Linked DNA regions of Homo sapiens: region 1 is linked to region 2. A link is an interaction called in ENCODE POLR2A ChIA-PET data of the cell type or tissue named here. Cell type or tissue: OCI-LY7. All regions are shown on one strand. Links, peaks and the distances in the headings refer to the core of each region. The heading gives the core; the rest is flanking DNA. Region 1 overlaps RAB11A (RAB11A, member RAS oncogene family). Region 2 overlaps MEGF11 (multiple EGF like domains 11).

Evidence for each region. Peaks named below come from ENCODE experiments on the same cell type or tissue, not always from the same donor. Only the 100,000 strongest peaks of a DNase experiment are listed, where the experiment ranks them.
Region 1: POLR2A ChIA-PET joins it to region 2 with 6 read pairs; 2 of 35 experiments call an interaction of 5 or more read pairs at or near these places.

The regions. Positions count from the first base shown.
Region 1 is chr15:65,874,869-65,881,011 of GRCh38, forward strand. It overlaps RAB11A (RAB11A, member RAS oncogene family), which reads left to right. Exons shown (of 5, transcript NM_004663.5): 2 at 2,464-2,659; 3 at 2,894-3,087; 4 at 4,803-4,883. Among named protein-coding and RNA genes, the nearest start is that of RAB11A, 8.4 kb to the left of the region's middle. In OCI-LY7, for the core only: no CTCF peak of the experiment used is centred there; no DNase peak of the experiment used is centred there.
Region 2 is chr15:65,977,972-65,981,971 of GRCh38, forward strand. MEGF11 (multiple EGF like domains 11) reads right to left here. Exons shown (of 26, transcript NM_001385028.1): 7 at 2,807-2,927. Among named protein-coding and RNA genes, the nearest start is that of MIR4311, 60 kb to the right of the region's middle. RefSeq lists enhancers at 2,339-2,839, 2,840-3,340. In OCI-LY7, for the core only: CTCF peaks have their summits at 3,056 (motif pointing right) and 3,257; DNase peaks (open chromatin) are centred at 1,540 and 3,090; H3K4me3 peaks cover 167 bases.

The DNA of each region.
Region 1 (6,143 bases), core at 2,144-6,143, 100 kb before region 2:
AAACCCCATCTCTACAGAAAATACAAAAAATTAGCTGAGCGTGTTGGCATGTGCCTGTAGTTCCAGCTACTAGGGAGGCTGAGGTGGGAGGATCCTCTGAGCCTGGGAGGTCTAGGCTGCAGTGGGCTCTGCTTGTGCCGTGGCACTCCAGCCTGGGCGACAGTGAGACCCTGTCTCAAAAAAAGAAAGAAAGAAAGAAAGTGCTGGAAGTTTTTTTTTTGAGACAAGTTCTGGCTCTACTCCCCCGGCTAGAGTACAGTGGTGCACAGTCCAGGCTCACCACAACCTCTGCCTCCCAGGCTCAAGCCATTTGCCCACCTCAGCCTCCTGAGTAGTTGGGACTACAGGCATGCACCACCGTGCCTGTCTAATTTTTTTGTTTGTATTTATTCATGTATTTTTTGTGTATTTTTTTGTATTTAAATTTTTTTTTTTGTATAAGTGATTCAAAGGCCATTTCCTTAGCAAACATCCAGCCTTTTGTACTAAGAGGCAACAGTGAATGTATCCTATTAATAATAGACTATTAACTGAAACTGAGATTTGACTTCATATCCAGAATGGTGGACCTTGGAAACTAGTATATCAACTAACCATCCTATAAAATTGAAAGTGCATTGCTTTTGTACATCACTTTAATAACTTTGACATTTTCTTCTGATATCAAATAAAAGCATGTATGTGTTTGCCACAGCATCTTTGACACCCTCTAGTTGACTCTCTAGTTAGAAATAACCATTCTTTGTGCTGCATTGGATTCACTGCCTCCTGAATGATTTCTTGCTGAATCAGCTGACTGAGAAAGCCAGAAAGATATGCATTTGATAATGTACTCTGTCCAAGACTGTCCAGAGGCTAGCTTATATCCACTCCTGTGGCAAGGAGGGAATGTATAATGGACTCTCTTTGCCCTCTGACCAGAATGCAGTGAGCTCTCAGTTTTTACCATTCTTTCCACTCGTACCACCATCCCAGTCTCTTTAGTAAGGAATGGTCTTACTCCTTGGCCTTATTTTTGTATGTTTGATTTTCTAGTCCTGATGTCTAAATCAATTAGCTAGTTTAGATAAGAAGAAGTCTTAGTAGTCAAAAGTAGGAACGAATGTAATGTTTCCTGAAATGCTGATACCAATTTTTACAAAGGAAAAAATATCTAGCTCAGATTCTATAAACGTGTGAACTCATTTTGAACTTTAAATTCAGATAGAAAATGTTTTAAAACAACTTAACTGCCTGTTTCTCCATTGTTTTTGAAATTCTTAAGCGTAATACCACTTTGAGTGAAAAAGAATCTCCATGTATCTAGTTAGTAAATAAACTGCTGCCTATAGAAATCACAGGAAGCAAATTCATCTAATCAAGACCTATTTTCAAAAAAATCATGGAGTCATAAGTGAAAGTATATGCCCTCCTTGCTTTGTTGTATTTTATTTTATTTATTTTTTTAAGACAGAGTCTCAGTGTGTCGCCCAGGCTGGAGTGCAGTGACACAATCTCGGCCCACTGCAACCTCTGCTTCCCGGGTTCAAGCTATTCTCATGCCTCAGGCCCACAAGTAGTTGGGATTACATGCGCCCACCACCACACCTGGCTAATTTTTGTATTTTTATAGAGATGGGGTTTTCACCATGTTGGCCAGGCTAGTCTCGAACTCTTGGCGTCAAGCAATCCGCCCACCTTGGCCTTCCAAAATGCTGGGATTACAGGTGTGAGCCACCACACCCGGCACTTGCTTTGGTTTTGACTCACAGTATGTCAGAATTATTAGTTTCCTAATACCCCCTGTTTATCTGTAGTGGCTTGGGTTTTTTTGGCAGAGGGGTCTCTAACTTTGAACCAATCTGATAAATGCAACTATTAAAGGTCATTTTAGTTTCTGTGATCTGTATGGTGATGTTTATAAACCCTATGCCTCATATGTTAAATGTTTTTCATTTTGCCTAGGTCTCAGTCCTGAGGTCACACCCAGTCTTTGATGAAACGAAGTATATTCATTTTGTCCTTCCCTACCCACTAACAGCCTTTGTTGTTTTCATTTCTGATACATTACATTTTAATATCATAAATTATTCATTTAGTTTAGGATTTATCTTTGAAGTTGTTATCTTCTAAAGTAGTAAGATTGGCATAGCATTGACGGTAATTAATGCCTGTCATCAATGCCAAGGGCATCTGTGATTAAAACTGCATGTTTAAGACAGGGTACCGTATCTGTGCTAAGCAGATGATATGTGGAAGTCATGCAGGTAGAAACAGGTTGAAAAGAATAAATCGGTTTTATTGATTGGTAACTGGTCAAGAACATGCTGTTCAACCCCCTACCCCCATTCCTTTTTAAAAGTCATATACCTTATTTTTCTTGCTTTATTTACTCTGAAGCCAAACTTCATTCTGTTGAAAGCATAGTGGTGTTCTGAATATGTTTGCCTCATTCATCTGACATTGAATTCTTTGTCTTTCCAGTTGTCCTTATTGGAGATTCTGGTGTTGGAAAGAGTAATCTCCTGTCTCGATTTACTCGAAATGAGTTTAATCTGGAAAGCAAGAGCACCATTGGAGTAGAGTTTGCAACAAGAAGCATCCAGGTTGATGGAAAAACAATAAAGGCACAGATATGGGACACAGCAGGGCAAGAGCGATATCGAGCTATAACATCAGCGTAAGTCTCATGGTTTTTAAGTTCTGTGAAATGGGTTGCCATCGAGTGAATTAGCTGACTTTTGGTATTGGAAAAAGAACTGTTGTTTTTTTCTTTTAAGAATTCTAGTATTAGGAATCCTTAGAAATTTATTTATAAGTATGTTTTTAAAACTCATGATCCATATTTTGAGTTCTTCCTGGTGTTTGCTTCCATCTTGTGGTTTTCTGATACTAAATATGTTTCTGTTTTCAGATATTATCGTGGAGCTGTAGGTGCCTTATTGGTTTATGACATTGCTAAACATCTCACATATGAAAATGTAGAGCGATGGCTGAAAGAACTGAGAGATCATGCTGATAGTAACATTGTTATCATGCTTGTGGGCAATAAGAGTGATCTACGTCATCTCAGGGCAGTTCCTACAGATGAAGCAAGAGCTTTTGCAGGTTAGTGATAGGAATTCCATGATATTTCTTACCATTGTGTCTTGTGGTTTTGATACCTTCCAATGAGAGTAATAGGTTATAATAGTTTCAGAGAGGTAAACATGAATGCTTAGCAAGAATTGTTTTGAAAGTTTGTGATGACTGTATAGCTTTTTTGCTTTGAGTCATTAAAACACTAATATTTTGCTGCCAAAAAATGAATATAAACATTGTATATTCTGTCTCTTTTTCTGTTATGTTTCTGTGTTTACAAAGGCTGCTGTACGTGAGCTCTATGTGAGTGAAAGGCAGAGGCTCAGGGAGTGTCAGGGACCAACAGGGATGCAGCTGCTTAGGAGCTGTAACTTTTTGGCTTCATAAAGAATTCACGTGTCTCTTGCCCCTGTTCTGGTAGGGACAGCATGCCAGAAGACAACATTGTGCATTGTGGCTAGTGAAAGTCTTGCGGCCGGGCGTGGTGGCTCATGCCTGTAATCCCAGCACTTTGGGAGGCTGAGGTGAGTGGATCATGAGGTCAGGAGATTGAGACCATCTTGGCTAACATGGTGAAACCCCGTCTCTACTAAAAATACAAAAAACCGGGCGCGGTGGCGGGCGCCTGTAGTCCCAGCTACTCGGGAGGCTGAGGCAGGAGAATGGCGTGAACCCGGGAGCAGAGCTTGCAGTGAGCCGAGATAGCGCCACTGCAGTCCGGCCTGGGCGAAAGAGCGAGACTCCGTCCCAAAAAAACAAAACAAAACAAACAAAAAAAGAGAGAAAGTCTTGCCTTTGCACTAATGCTTATGCTATGAATAACTTTCTGTAACAGTTTTTTAAATTTCCCATGCAAGAATAGCTTTATTGTAAATAATATGGCTACAACATACGGAATACTATAGCCAATGTAGTTGATGGAGAGGATAGCAAGAGATGGAAATAACTGGGCACTTGATACATTTTTACCACATTTTAAGTGGTGTCATTCGTCACTAGTGAGTAGTACTTAGATATAACAAGTATTTATTTTAATTAAGGAGCCAATTGACAATTTCTCACTTTTTTTTTTTTTTTTTTTGGGAGCCAGGATCTCACTCTGTGACCCATTCTGGAGTGGAGTGGCACAGTCAAGGCTCACTGCAGCCTCGACCTCCTGGGCTCTAGTGATCTTCCACCTCAGCCTCCTAAGTAGCTGAGACTGCTGGTGTGTGTCACCACGCTCAGCTAATTTTTAGTATTCTTTATATAGAGAGAGCAAAACCTCTCTCCAGTGTTTTGCCATGTTGCCCAGGCTGGTCTTGAACTCCTGGGCTCAAGCAATCCGCCTGCCTTGGCCTGCCAAAGTCCTGGGATTACAGGAGTGAGCCACCATGCCCAGCTCTCTTGCTATTATTTTTAATCTATTAAAGTGTAAATATTAAAGTGTAAGTAGGGTCGGGCATGGTGGCTCATGCCTGTAATCTCAGCATTTTGGGAGATGGAGGCAGGAGAAACTCTTGAGGCCAGGAGTTCAAGACCAGGCTGGGCAACCTAGTGAGACCTGCATCTCTACTTATATAAAGAAGTAAATAAAGTAAGTAAATAAATAAAGTGTAAACAGAATGGTGCCCTTACTGTCCCAGAAGTTGAGGAGGTCTTAAGTTTTAAAAAGTTCTGTTATTTTTCCTTTTGAGGGCTTGAGTATATCCTATTCCTTGTTTTAAAACTTAACAAGACTGAACTTTTGTGTCTCCCCTCAGAAAAGAATGGTTTGTCATTCATTGAAACTTCGGCCCTAGACTCTACAAATGTAGAAGCTGCTTTTCAGACAATTTTAACAGGTAAGACTTGTATTTTCAGATTACACCAGTAGGACTAGAAGTTTTAGGAAGGTAATTTAAACAAACTAATCAGTAACTAAACTATATATCAGCCGAGAGTGACTATCATTTGAGAGCTACTCTAGCAAAAGCTGTTTAGAGTGCAAAATTAACTACAACCCTTGCTCACTGAGCTTCAGTTGTCCTAATTCATCTGATTTATAGTGGGAAAAATACTTTGAAAATAATTCATTCACTTCCATTATTACTTCAGTCCAGGTATTCCATTCTTCATGGTCACAAAGTAATGTTTAAATGTACTTTTATGAGGTAAATATTGAGATCCCAGCTATAGAAAGATATAAATGCCCTTTTTTAAATTTAGTAAAGGCAAAGCTAGGGAAAAAACATTTTTAAAAATTATAGCGACAAAATAAAATTCTCCCATGATACAGAAGAAGGGTATCCCTTGCGTATTCTATATTGTATCATGGGAGATAATTGGTAGATAAAATCAGCCAATGATTGCATATAGAAAAGTTTTAAAAAGTAGTTGGAAAGAGATGGAGTTCATGCTGTTTTGGAATGTGAATGACCAGGTCAGCCTCTGAGATAAGAAGTGTTCACTCATATTTATCCTGAAACTATTAGAATAACCAGATTTATTAGTAAGATTAGTCTTAATCTTCTAATTAGTACTTTGATGGGTTGTTTTTAAATACTTTTAAATTGTATGTTACTTTTAAGAACTCATGATTTAAAATGTGGTCTTAATATATAGTATAGTTTTACGTGGCATTGTTCTAAAAAGTCTATACAGAGATATGATTGAGTTTCCAATTATAATGTAACAAGTTTTGATTTATTGTTTGTATGCAGCCCCTGTATTAGAGATTAACAGATTTTAACTTTAACATGTTATCTTCTTTTACTGTAAAAATGTAAGCGTAAAGTCAAGGAGTTAAGATTTGGAAGCCTGACTTGGGTTCTAGTCCTGGCTCCTCCACTTACTGTTAGTTGTACAATCTTAGGCAAGTTACCTAACCCTTTTAGGCCTTAATTTCTCCATCTATAAAATTCATATATATTTTGAGGAGTTTTGTTATTTCTTTTTTGAGAGAAGGCTTATATTTATAAAATCTTGTGATAGGATTTGACTTGACTTTTGTGACCTAAAGGTTTTTTGTCTCAGTAACCCTTAGCAAAGAATGGTCTGTCACTGCCCTAGACTTCAAAAATGAGTACCTGTAAAGTACCCATTTTGAATACTGTAAATTACTT
Region 2 (4,000 bases), core at 1-4,000:
TTTGCAAAGACCCCTCCTGAAACAGGCTTCATGTTGGGCTAGCGGAATATCCTGTGGGCATGCTTAGGGCCTGGTGGCCAGGAATCTCTGAGGAGGGGCCTGGAGGGCCAGAGTTCCTAGCAGCTCCTCTCTCCAGTTCCACACAATGGCCTGGGTCTTTGGGGAGGTGCATGGTGTGAATAAGCAATCTCTATATCTCTGAGTTGGAAAATGTGTGGTTGAAGTCACATAGGGCCATTGGGAAGTCAGGCAACAGAAGATGCTAAAGTGGGAAGCCTTCTCCCCAGTATCCATTCCTTGGTCCCAGCTCTCCCTGGGAGGAGCCTCAGGCATGAATGCAACTTCATTATACAGTGACTCTGCATGCACAAGGGGTATTAATGATTCATACAAATCTGCAAGTTAAATGCTATGTCAAAAATAGAAATTCAATTGTCTACAATAAAATTAAAAACATAAAGTCCTCAAATCCAAAGGCTTCTATCGACAGTTTCCTGTCATCTGGAAAAACAAACCTCTTGCTGTGCTGGGGAGAAATACAATCCCTCCATGTGTTTGCTTCTCACCTTCCCCCTGTTCAACCACCCGAGCCTCAGCAGTGTCTCCAGAGAGGCCTTTACAGGCAAAGGGATGCTGTGTGCTTGTTCTCCCCACCACATCCTGATCCAACCTTTCTGCTGCAGCTGGGCCTCTGAGGACCCAGCCTGCTGGGTGGATTTCTGAAAGCTGGTTGGAGATGAGAGGGTCTTTCCAGAGACTGGTTCAGGGTGGAAGAAAAGGTGGTGGCGGTCCCTTTTTCTTCCTCAGAGGAGACAGACAGATGGACAGACAGACACCAAGGGCTGGGAGTCAGAAGACTTGGATTCTAGCTCCACCTCACTCCTAACCACCAGTGTGGACTTGAACAGGTCCCTTACCCTCTCTGAGCCTCAGCTTCTTCATCTGAGAAAGGAAGGTATTGACAGACCAGTGGGATTCAAATCTCTTAAAGCTGGGAAACCCTGTTTTTATGTGAAATCTTACCTAGAGCACCTCAATATAGAAACTAGATTAAAATGGAGAGGTGGGGGTGGGGTGGGCACCAGAGTCCTAACGATTAGGCTCCTGCCCCCACTCTCCGTCAAGAAACCCTAGGGTTCTGTGAAACACAGAAGGAAGTCCTATGGTCTGGATCAGTTCTTTCCAAATGAAGACCTGCAGACAGGACTGGCTGCCTCAGAACCATCTGGGGAGCTTATTAAAAATAGAGATCCCCCAGTCCCAGGAGGTCACAGATGCAGCCTGGGAATCTGTATTTTAACCCCCCACCACCCCCTTGTCAGCTCTGGGGTGCAGTCAGGTTTGGATACTGTGGGACCAAGTGGTCCCCAAGGTCCTTTCCTGCCCTAAAAAAATTCTGTCAAGACTGTGCCTGCATCGATGGGCCCTGCAGGTGTCCTCCCATCTGTCCCTGTGACCTCTGCATTCGCAGCCTCCTAAAATATCCTGCTTCTGCTCAGCAGCCCTTTCCTCTCTGGCTTTGCAAAGCCTCAGGCCCCAGGGGAGGTGGTGGACTGTGTCGCTGAGCTTCCCCTGAAACGGAGCGTGTTACTGGAGAGTCAGAGGCAGGGACGCAGCCCAGGAAGGTCAGCTTCAGCTGACTCACTGCCTGTAAGGGCTTGGTCTGCGAGGCAGGCACTGACAGGCAGGGTATGTTGGCTAAAAGGAGGCTTGTGGAGGGTCTGTGGCACCCAGGGATAGAAATCAAGCTATCATAGAGGGCTTCAGAGTTTGCAAAAGACTTTGGACATGCACAGCCTCACATGAGCCAGCCTCCAACCATGGCAGCTGGGCAGGGCAGGGCTCACTGTTGTTATATCAGTTTTGTACTTGGGGGAAGGGGAGTAATTGAGGCTTTTTTCAGGGTCAACATTGGCTTTGAGACCTGAATTTAGGCCCATGAGGTTACAAATCTTACCCTCCTTTCCCACAGTGGTTTTTCCCAGACATGAGACCTGGGCTGCTTCAGGCTACATCAGAATCACCTATAGTACCTGTTAAAATACAGATTCTGGGGCCCACAGAATCAGAATGTGTGTGTGTGTGCAAGTGCAGGGGGCGAAGTTAGATAAATTCAGGTCATCCATACCTGCTGTTTCTCCTCCTTTCCCAGCCTTTTCTGCCACCTCTGGCCCAGGGCCTGTGGCAGCTCATGTGGGTGCTCACACCCAAAGACAAAGCTAATCTTACAAGAAGAATTCAATTTCTTTGCACACGAGAGACCACAGGCTCAGAGAGGTGAGTAACTTGCTTCAGACCACACAGCACTTAGAGATGGCAGACCTGGGATTCAAAGCTGTGTCCATGGCACCACTGGCAGCGTTTAGTGATGCCCTATGGCGATAAATAGGAGGGAGGGTATTCAGAGTGGGAGAAGAATTCAGCTTTTTTTTTTTTTTTTTTTTTTTTGTGAGACAGAGTCTCACTCTGTTGCCCAGGCTGGAGTGCAGCAAATTGATCTTGGCTGTGACCTCTGCCCCCTGGTTCAAGTTATTCTTGTGCCTCAGCCTCCCGAGTAGCTGAGATTACAGACGTATGACACAACGCCTGGCTAATTTTTGTATTTTTAGTAGAGATGGGGTTTCGCCATGTTGGCCAGGCTGGTCTCAAACTCCTGACCTCAAGTGATCTGCGGGCCTCGGCCTCCCAAAGTGCTGGGATTACAGTCACGAGTACCATGCCCGGCTAGTTTAGCCTTTTAAGGTATGTGTGAGTGATGAAGGCTCAGCCCTCCAGTGCCCCACCCAGATCCTTTGGGCCCACTTACCGTCCAGCCTGGGGGGCAGGCACACTCGCCAGTGATGTGGTGGCAGGTGCCCCCATTCTGACAGGGGCAGCGCAGCTCACAGTGAGCTCCATGGCTCCCAGGAGGGCACAGCTCCTCGCAGCTGCATGGAGAAGCAGAGGTGTTAGACACAGCAGCATTCAGATCAGGTGGCAGGGCCCCAGTGCTCCAGGGTTCCCTAGGAATTCCTCCGCAGTTAATGGATCTGTATTAGGCACAGCATCCGCTGAACTGCAGTCCTGCTCCCTGCCAGGAGGGGGAAGCAAGGCTCAGACTGAATACATTGGAATGTAGGGTGCTTGGGCCAATACTTGTGGGATGACTTAAGTGTTCTTAGTGTACAGAAGAGTATTCTGGGGAGGAGGCTGAGGAAGGCTTCCCAAGGAGGAAGGCATTTTACTTGGGCCTTAAAGGTGAAGTTAATTTAACCAGGAGAATGGAAGGAAGGGCATGCCAGGCCAAAGTCATTGCATTAATGAAGGCACTGAGAAGTGCTCATGGATCCCATCTTTAAGAATCCACCTAGATTCAGAGAGGGGAAGAATCTGGAGCACGTTCCTTCCAGGCTCAGGAAGGCTCCCAGCTCCCATGACAGGCTCATTTGCAGGGACTGGGTGCTGTTGAAGGGTGGGGCAGGATTTGCATGGGGTCTTGGTCTTGGGCCTTCATCCAATGGCCCTGGCCTCTAGCTCACTAGGACTTGGGAGCTGGCCAGACATCGGGGTAGGGAACACCCTCAATCAACAACGTCTCTGTGGTCAGAGTCCTTGGCCACCCCTCAGGATCTAGGCTGTTGGAGAGGCCACAGAGTCTGCTACAGGGTTGGGAGGAGAACTTCAATCTTGCCTCTGAGGGGGTCTCAGCTAAGCAGTCTTGTAGGTCTCCTGTCAATACTACTCTCTGGGGAACTGGAATGAGGGGCTGTTTGGTGTCTGGGGAGAGAAAGTAGGGGAGAGGAACAGGCAGAGTAATCCTCCCAAATCTGTACATGGTATCTGCCTAGGACCCTCACCTCTCTCTGTCCCAAATGCCCTAGAAGGGAAGGCCCCAGGTGAGCAGCATCATTTGGGTAAGGTCAGAAGAGACTTTCAAGATAAGGGCTGTCTCTGCCAGGAAGGGCCTCCTGGGAGGGTTTTAGGGAGTGCCCACTCGGGCAGTCTCAGGAAGGACCAGTCA